Linked DNA regions of Homo sapiens: region 2 is linked to region 1. Evidence: read pairs that join two places in POLR2A ChIA-PET (ENCODE). Cell type or tissue: A673. All regions are shown on one strand. Each heading gives the region's core, and the rest is flanking DNA. Links, peaks and the distances in the headings are about the cores only. Region 1 has its middle 52 kb from the start of SPMIP10. Region 2 overlaps PRRC1 (proline rich coiled-coil 1).

Region 1 (4,397 bases), core at 132-4,131:
TGTTATAGGGTCTGGTAAAAAAACTTTTTTTTTTTTGAGACGGAATCTTGCACTGTCATCCAGGCTGGAGTGCAGTGGTGCGGTCTCAGCTCATTGCAACCTCCGCCTCCTGGGTTCAAGCGATTCTCGTGTCTCAGCCTCCCGAGTAGCCGGGATTACAGGCACCTGCCACCATACCAGGCTAATTTTTGTATTTTTAGTAGAGACAAGGTTTCACCATATTGGCCAGGCTAGTCTCAAACTCCTGACCTCAGGTGATCTGGCCACCTCAGCCTCCCAAAGTGCTGGGATTACAGGCATGAGCCATTGCACCTGGTGGTAAAACGTAACTTTACCTCTCTGAGCCTGAGTTTTATCAACTGTAAGATGAAATGTGAGAGAGGTCAATGGGACCTCTAAGAGCCTTTCTAGCTCTGATATTTAATGATTATCTATAGTGTATTTCTTCAAGAAATACACAGCAACAGTTCTTTATAGGCTGAGAGGAGTGGGAGCACAGAACTTCAATGCATTAAATTTTGCAGTCAACTTAACTTACAATAAACTATTTAATCACTGAGTATCTTTTATTTTTGGAGTTTAACATTTGGAGATGAGTCAAAGACGCTAGATTCTTTGCTTCTGGCGCTAGATATAATCACGTAGACTCAAATATTCCATTCAATTAAGGCAGTAATTGGGGGTGATTTATCTTTCAGAGGAGTGCAGAATGGGGCCAAGGAAGTCCAGTGGGAAATGGCTGTGTTTGGCAATACCAAGAAACACTCCAGGGCACCTGGCCACCACCGCATCAGTGACGCATAGCCCAAGCCAATAATGAATTCAACGTTAAGCTAAAAGCTACTGAAATTTTAATTCCTTTAGAAACAAATAGGTATGGCTGTGTTCCAATAAAATCCTATTTTCTGGTTTCAGTAATCATTTTTTTAAAGAAAGTCATTTGGAAGGCACAAAATTATTAAAGAAAGATTTCCAAAAGCTACCGCAGATAAATCTGTTTTCCTGGTAAATGTAAAGTCTTCTGACATTCTGTTTTTCTGAATCTCACATAGTTTTTGTTTGTTTGTGTTTTGGTTTTTGGTTTTTGGGTTTTTTTTGTACAGGACAGGGCATTTAACTGATCACTTGATGCTTGTGTAAGAAATCCAGGCCAAGTGGGCCGGGGGTGGTGGCTCATGCCCGTAATCCCAGCACTTTGGGAGGCTGAGGCAAGGAGATCAAGACCATCCTGGCTAACACGGTGAAATCCCGTCTCTACTGAAAATACAAAAAATTAGCAGGGTGTGGTGGCGGGTGCCTGTAGTCCCAGCTACTCGGGAGGCTGAGGCAGGAGAATGGCGTGAACCCGGGAGGCGGAGCTTGAGGTGAGCCGAGATCTCGCCACTGCACTCCAGCCTGGGTGACAGAGCGAGACTCAGTCTCCAAAAAAAAAAAAAAAAAGAAAAAGAAAAGAAATCTAGGCCAAGTATAGACAAGGAAGGGACTGGAAAGCATCTGGGTCTCTGACTTTTTCTGGGCTGCCTATGTCTCTCACCCATTGTGTAATATGCATGTTTCCATTGGGCTGACTTTCCCACAAGTGAGGACAATGAGCAATCCTCAGAGGCTGGGCTACTAGATTCAGTTTCAACTGTTGGATGATGCCTTGCTGAATAGCCATGCAAGTTTTTGTCAAATTCTAGTGCTCAGCTGCAGTTTGAGCAAAGACATCTTGTAAGGCTTTTCAAGGGACAGAAAAGACAGATGATCTCTTCCCCCTCTTTGTCAAGCATTTTGCTCCATTCAGTTTACCACAAACCTGGCTCTTCAGTGTTTAATCTGTGTACTCCTATTACTAGTATAAAAGGAACAGTGATTTCCTTAAGAACTGAGACCTAAGGTGTTGCTGGCTTTCTCTGCTGAGGATCTGGGGAATTATTTCAAAATCTCCTTACAGAAAAATGCATCAAACACTAGAGGAGGTTAATATAGTTTGGATATTTTCCCTCTCCAAATCTCATGTTGAAATTTGATCCCCAATATCGGAGTGGGTCCTAGTGTTTGGGTCACGAGGGCAGATCCCTCATGAATGGCTTGGTGCCATCCTCGTAGTAATGAGTGAGTTCTCTCTTGCTCTACTAGGTTCCCTCAAGAATTGGTTCTTAAAAAGAGCTTGGTACCTTCCCCTCTCTCTTGCCTCCTTCCTCTTGTCATGTGATGCCTGATCCCTTCTGCCTTCTGCTGTGAGTGGAAGCTTCCTGAGGCCCTCATTAGAAGCCGATGCTGGTACCATGTGTCTTGTACTGCCTGCAGAACCGTGAGCCAAATATAACCTCTTTCTTTATAAATTACCCAGTCTCAGGTATTTCTTCATAGCACTGTAAATAGACTAAGACGAGGTGTTGGAGGATCTAAGACCCGTTCCATTAGGAACGAACAGCATCTAGCACGTGCTTCTAGTATCACCTGGACTTAAAATCTCCGTGGCCTCTGTGTTTCCTCTTTTACCTTCTAAAACCATTCATTTGCCAACTTATGTCTAGTCAATATACACAGGGTTTTTCATATCATTCCTTTCTAAAATTGCCATCACTTATTTCAGGCTCCCTCAATGACACCATAGCATTAGACTCTGAACAGCCTTTCTAGCCCCAAGGCATCTTGACATGCTAGTAGACTATTCATTTTAAACCCATTTCCTGTCCTATTTATTTCTGCTCATTTCTTCTCAGTGGTTGTCTACTGCATACGTAATTAAATATAACCTTACCCTGGCATATCTTAAAATTAAGCTTTAACTTGCTTAATTTTCCAGCATTAATTTTTCTTTTTCTTTTTTTTTTTTTTTGAGATGGAGTCTCACTCTCTTGCCCAGGCTGGAGTGCAGTGGCACAATCTCAGCTCACTGCAACCTCCACCTCCCAGGTTGAAGCTATTCTCCTGCCTCAGCCTCCCTAGTAGCTGGGATTACAGGTGGGTGCCACCAAGCTGGCTAATTTTTTTGGTATTTTTTTAGTAGAGACAGGGTTTCACCATGTTGGCCAGGCTGGTCTTGAACTCCTGATCTCAGGTGATCCACCCACCTCAGCCTCACAAAGTGTTGGGATTACGGGCGTGAGCCACCACACTGGCCTGAATTGTATTTTAAAAGGAGCTCTCGGCCAGGAGAGCTGGCTCATGGCTGTAATCCCACCACTTTGGGAGGCAGAGGCGGGCAGACCACCTGAGGTCAGGAGTTCGAGACCAGCCTGACCAACATGGTAAAACCCCGTCTCTACTAAAAACACAAAAATTAGCTAGACATGGTGGCGCATGAGTGCAATCCCAGCTACTCAGGAGGCTGGGGCAGGAGAATTGCTTGAACCTGGTGTCAGGCCTCTGAACCCAAGCTAAGCCATGGTATCCCCTGTGACCTGCACGTATAAGTCCAGATGGCCCGAAGCAAGTGAAGAATCCAAAAGAAGTGAAAATGGCTGGTTCCTGCCTTAACTGATGACATTCCACCACAAAAGAAGTGAAAATGGCCGGTCCCTGCCTTAACTGATGACATTACCTTGTGAAATTCCTTCTCCTGGCTCATCCTGGCTCAAAAGCTCCCCCACTGAGCACCTTGTGACCCCCCTCCCCTGCCTGCCAGAGAACAACCCCCTTTGACTGTAATTTTCCACTACCCACCCAAATCTTACAAAACGGCCCCACCCCTATCTCCGTTCGCTGACTCTCAGGTGATTAAAAAGCTTTATTGCTCACACAAAGCCTGTTTTGTGGTCTCTTCACACGGACGCAAGTGAAACCTGGGAGGCGGAGGTTACAGTGAGCCAAATGGTGCCACTGCACTCCAGCCTGGGTGATAGAGTGAGACTCTCAGAAAAAAAAAAGAAAAAAGGAGCTCTCTGACTTCCTGAGAGTAAACTGTGGAAAGACCAGGATAGAAACAGGAAAAATCATTTAGAAGCCTCTACAATAATCTGTGATGGTGGCTTAGACCAGGGTGGTGGGCAAGGTTATGAAAAGAAGTCAGAAAGAAGTCAGACTCTAGAGATATTTTAAAGGTAGAGCTGACAAGATCCACTGATGGGTCAAATACAGGATGTGAGAGAAAGGGAAGAGACAAGCATAATTTTAGTTATCCTTTGTCAACTAGAAGGATGAAGTCGGCATTCACCACAATGTGGTAGACTACAAGAGGAGCAAGTTTTGGAAGGTGGGGTGAAGGGAAGACAGATTTTTATTACATTATCAGTGATAACTTAAAAATAGTCCTAATCTTATTCAACATTTTCATTAAAATAGTCCTTTCTAGGCCAGGTTGTGGTGGCTCACGCCTGTAATCCCAGCACTTTGGGAGGCCAAGGCAGGAGGATCAGTTAAGGTCAGGAGTTCGAGAACAGCCTGGCCAACATGGGAAACCCTGTCTC
Region 2 (4,397 bases), core at 175-4,174, 850 kb after region 1:
TGCATTTATAAATGTATATCAGTATTTAGTTGTGTAAGTTGTATAAGCTGGCTGATTTTTCTTTTAAATTTTTCTTTACTCATCTTTCCCAATTTTTTTTGCAATGAATTTTGAAATCATTCTGCCAAGTTCCAATATTCTGCTAAGGGTTTGTTTGCAATTTTATTATTATAATTATAATTTATTATTATATTAAAGATTTAAAATTGGTAGATGATTGGCTGATTTGTAGTATTTGAGCTTCATGTTTCAGGAATGTGGCATTTTTCTAAGCTTGTTTATTTTTTAATACCCCTCTGTACTTTTTTAAAAAGTTTTTTTTTGCATACAGACTACAACATTTTGTCCCTCGTTAAGAGCATGTGTCAGTGTGTTTGTCATGAGTTGTAATACCCAGTTCAACTCTATAGGTCTTGTAAATAGTAAGTCATGATGTTTCAGCATATGGTTGGTTGGCAGTCTTAAATTTCAATTTTATGAACTCATCTTTTCCTGAGTCACCTTAGTTTAATGGCAGATTGGAAGATGGGGAATCATGGCAGGTTAGTCAGATGCCATCTCAGGAGGCACTGCTCCCTGGAGTGTCTTTTACCCTTTGTGAAGTATCGCACAAGAAGGAATACTCAAGACTTGGTTCCTTTTAGTAGTAACGGCTCTAAGAATCCAGAGGAATAGATCTGAATATAAATGGCGAGTTTGGGAATGTACAAAACAAGAAACAAGAAGTAGGAAAAAGAAGAAACTAGTAGAAGATAGCAAAATGTTGTACGTTAAGGTAATAAGTAACTGTTCTGCCCCCAGACGAGAGGTGTTTTTACTCTTTTTATTTTTTTTATTAGGGAACAAGTATGGACTTACGTAGACACCTGATTGGGACCTTTATTTGGGACCCTAAGGGACAAGTTTTGCCCAATCTTTTATATAAATAAGTAGAAGTGAAATTATATATATGTATATACACACACATATATATGTATATATAGTATAGCATCCTTTCCATACCCATGCTACTCAAAGCGTGATCTGTAGATTGCTGCTGGTCTACACACTGCTGAGTCAGGAAAAAAAATTGAGAGTATCATTTAGAAACTTAATAGCAATTTGATATTGTCATGACCTTATATATCTTACAAAAGTACTGGTTTAGGATGCATTGGAAACTTTTAAAAAAGTTTTCTTCACAATCATGAAGATCATGGTGTTCCTCACTTAGAGTGAATACTTACATATTGATTTGTTTTATGCAGGGTGTGGCTGGGAATCCTATGGTGAAGTCTGTGCTTGATAAGACAAAACATTCAGTAGAAAGCATGATTACAACGCTGGACCCTGGCATGGCTCCCTATATCAGTATGTACATAAGTTAGACCGGTATCTGCCATTTTTTTTTTAAGGGTATGTCCACATCAGCCACTAATTGTAATTCTCTGTTCGTTTCCACTGATTGTGTAATCAGTGGAAATTCTTATTATATTCTTGCATTAATTTAATTGTCAGTCTTATTTTTTGGTGTTACTAATTCATCTTTTTTAAAAGTCATTAAATAAATTTTGAAAATCCCACAGAATGATCCTAGAAGGAGTAAAAACCATGAATTATTGGTATACTTGCTGATTTTAATTTTAAATATAGGTTAGCATTGCTTTATATGAATTTTACTTTATTCACTACTGACATTTGAAGTGATGTTTGTTTCATACTTTTTTTTTTTTTTACATTTCTCCTGTTATCTATTTTAATTAAATGTTTGTGTGTAATTGAGGGATAATATTTTTGGAGGAAGCAAATCTAGTTAATAATATCTAATGACTGGGTATATTGGGAAAGCTATTTTTAACCACCTCTGAACACTAATCATCCAGAATCATCCAGACAGTTGATAGATACTGTCTGCTATTTAATTTTTATGTACATATCCAATATGTGAAAAAATATCACAAGGCTTAGTGACCAATTATTAGTAATTCTGTAAAAGATAACTTTTAAGTCAAAATTGTGCAGCAGGTACCTGAACAGCGATTTCAGTGGCAATAAAAAGCCAATAGCTTTCACAAGTCTTGACTATGTTGGTAGTTTACTGTCTAGTAAATATCAAAAGATAAGGCCTAGCAATTGTTAAGTGTCTTTATTGAATGCTTCTGCCAGGCACTTTCTCATAAGAGCTCTGCAAGGTAGGTATTTTCCTCAAGTTTTGGACGAGGAATCTAGGTTTGGAGGGATGTAAGTTATCACCCTAGATCACACAACTTGGTGGAGCTGTATTGAACTCATGCTCAATTTTTTTACACTTAGCCACTTTGCTTCCCTTGTAGTAGAAAATTGAATCAAGCATTAAATCAACTGAGTTGTTCTTTGTGTTTGTAACTGTCCAAAGAATTCAAAATTGGAGTCCACCATATATGTTCTTTTCTTTGCAAGTACATATTTTGAATGAAGGAAAAAAAGGAATTAATATTTTTGGAGCTTTTGCTGTTTTAATGGCTGTACTATGTTAGACTATGAAAGCAATTACCTTATTTAATCCTTAGAGCAAACCCTATGAGGTGCCAGGTGTTTTTATTCTTCTTCTTCTTTTTTTTTTTTTTTTTTTTTTTGAGACAGAGTCTCACTCTGTCACTCAGACTGGAGTGCAGTGGCGTGATCTCAGCTCACTACAACCTCTGCCTCCTGGGTTCAAGTTATTCTTATGTCTCAGTCTTCTGAGTAGCTGGGACTACAGCCGTGTGCCACCACGCCCAGCTAATTTTTGGTAGAGACGGGGTTTCTCCATGTTGGCCAGGCTGGATAGCAGGCATTTTTCTACAAAGAAACAAGCTCAGTGACTTCCACAAGGTAAAGAAGCTAGTAAATGATAAAGGTAGAGCCATCAAGAAAAATGTGTAACACCGAAGGGGAAAAAAGAAAGGTACAGAAATGAAATTTCTATTATTAGCAAATGTCATAACTTTATCAGCTTTAAAAAGTAATAAAATCGAATTTAAGAAAGCTGACATCTTTACTGACAGCAAAGCATCACCATTCTGATCTAACAAAACAACTCAAAGTAAATCTTAAGGTTTTTTTTTTTGTTGTTTTTTTTTTGAGGTGGAGTCTCACTCTACCGCCAGGCTGGAGTGCAGTGGTGCAATCTCAGCTCACTGCAACCTCTGCCTCCTGAGTTCAAGCGATTCTCCTACCTCAGCCTCCTGAGTAGCTGGACCTACAGGTGCACGCCACCATGCCCAGCTAATTTTTGTATTTTTAGTAGAGATGGGGTTTCACCATGTTGGCCAGGATGATCTCGATCTCTTGACTTTTTGATCCTCCCGCCTAGGCCTCCCAAAGTGCTGGGATTACAGGCGTGAACCACCGCGCCCGGCCATCTTAAGGTATTTTTACACAAATATTCTAGAAATCATTTGATGTAACAATTTCGTATGTGTCAAGAAACTCAAAAAGTATTAGAAATGGCAGGACTACTCATCACAAGCTGAAAAGCCATTTTGAGCTGAAGCTTAATGGAGCAGTACTTAGCTAAGGTCGAGAGATGTGTCCCATGTGGAGGAAAAAAGTGAAAAAAAAAGTATATTCTTCTTCTCTTTTATGTCCTAGTAACTTCTGAAGTATCCAGTACAGATGTGATCTGTGAGACATTATGTCAGTCAGGAAAAAGGGATCCATTATTTTTAAAACCCAAATATTTGAAAATATCTTTCCCTGTTCCACATGATATTTATTAGGGAAAAACAACCTTGTTTCTAGGGCAAAATGTTTTACATTATAAACAATTTTCATGAAAAATCTCTTTTGCCGGTGATAACTATTAATGCCAAATATCAAAATGTGCTGTGTTTAGAACAAGGGCTTTGAATTCATTATATCACAGAAATGTTTGGTTAAGATTTTTAAAAATAATGAAACATTTGGTCAAATTGATCTGTCTAGAAATAGTAGTACTTAGGTTGTTTAAGTAATTGAAAAATTAAAAATATTTGAAAATATTTTTATTTCGTATTACTCTTAATATTTTAAATTTTAAGTTTTATGTGTTATTTCAATTTCATATATGCTTGCATATTTATATTAGGGCAGTAGTACATGTATAATTGATAAATATCTATTTGTGGTGTATGCTCAGAACATTGTGGGGATATTTAATAAAAAGCTTGATGACCCCATATTTAAACTATTTTCTAGGTTAAAAAGTATATTTCATGGTAGTGCTTGTTTAGTACATAACTTCTCTGCAACTCATTGACAAATCACTTACTATCAGTAAGTCTTTATTTTAATTTTCCGTGGAGTATACTAAATATGTAACTTACACTTCACAAGCCAGATATGTGATTTCTGGCTTGTGATATGTAATGTCAGTTTTGAGTCCTGACATTAGTGCTAAGTAGATACGTTACCTTGGG

What was found. Peaks named below come from ENCODE experiments on the same cell type or tissue, not always from the same donor. Only the 100,000 strongest peaks of a DNase experiment are listed, where the experiment ranks them.
Region 2: POLR2A ChIA-PET joins it to region 1 with 6 read pairs; 2 of 35 experiments call an interaction of 5 or more read pairs at or near these places.

What each region holds. Positions count from the first base shown.
Region 1 is chr5:126,681,470-126,685,866 of GRCh38, forward strand. No RefSeq gene overlaps it. Among named protein-coding and RNA genes, the nearest start is that of SPMIP10, 52 kb to the left of the region's middle. In A673, for the core only: no CTCF peak of the experiment used is centred there; a DNase peak (open chromatin) is centred at 2,632; H3K27ac peaks cover 414 bases.
Region 2 is chr5:127,529,047-127,533,443 of GRCh38, forward strand. PRRC1 (proline rich coiled-coil 1) reads left to right here. Exons shown (of 9, transcript NM_130809.5): 5 at 1,248-1,350. Among named protein-coding and RNA genes, the nearest start is that of PRRC1, 14 kb to the left of the region's middle. In A673, for the core only: no CTCF peak of the experiment used is centred there; no DNase peak of the experiment used is centred there.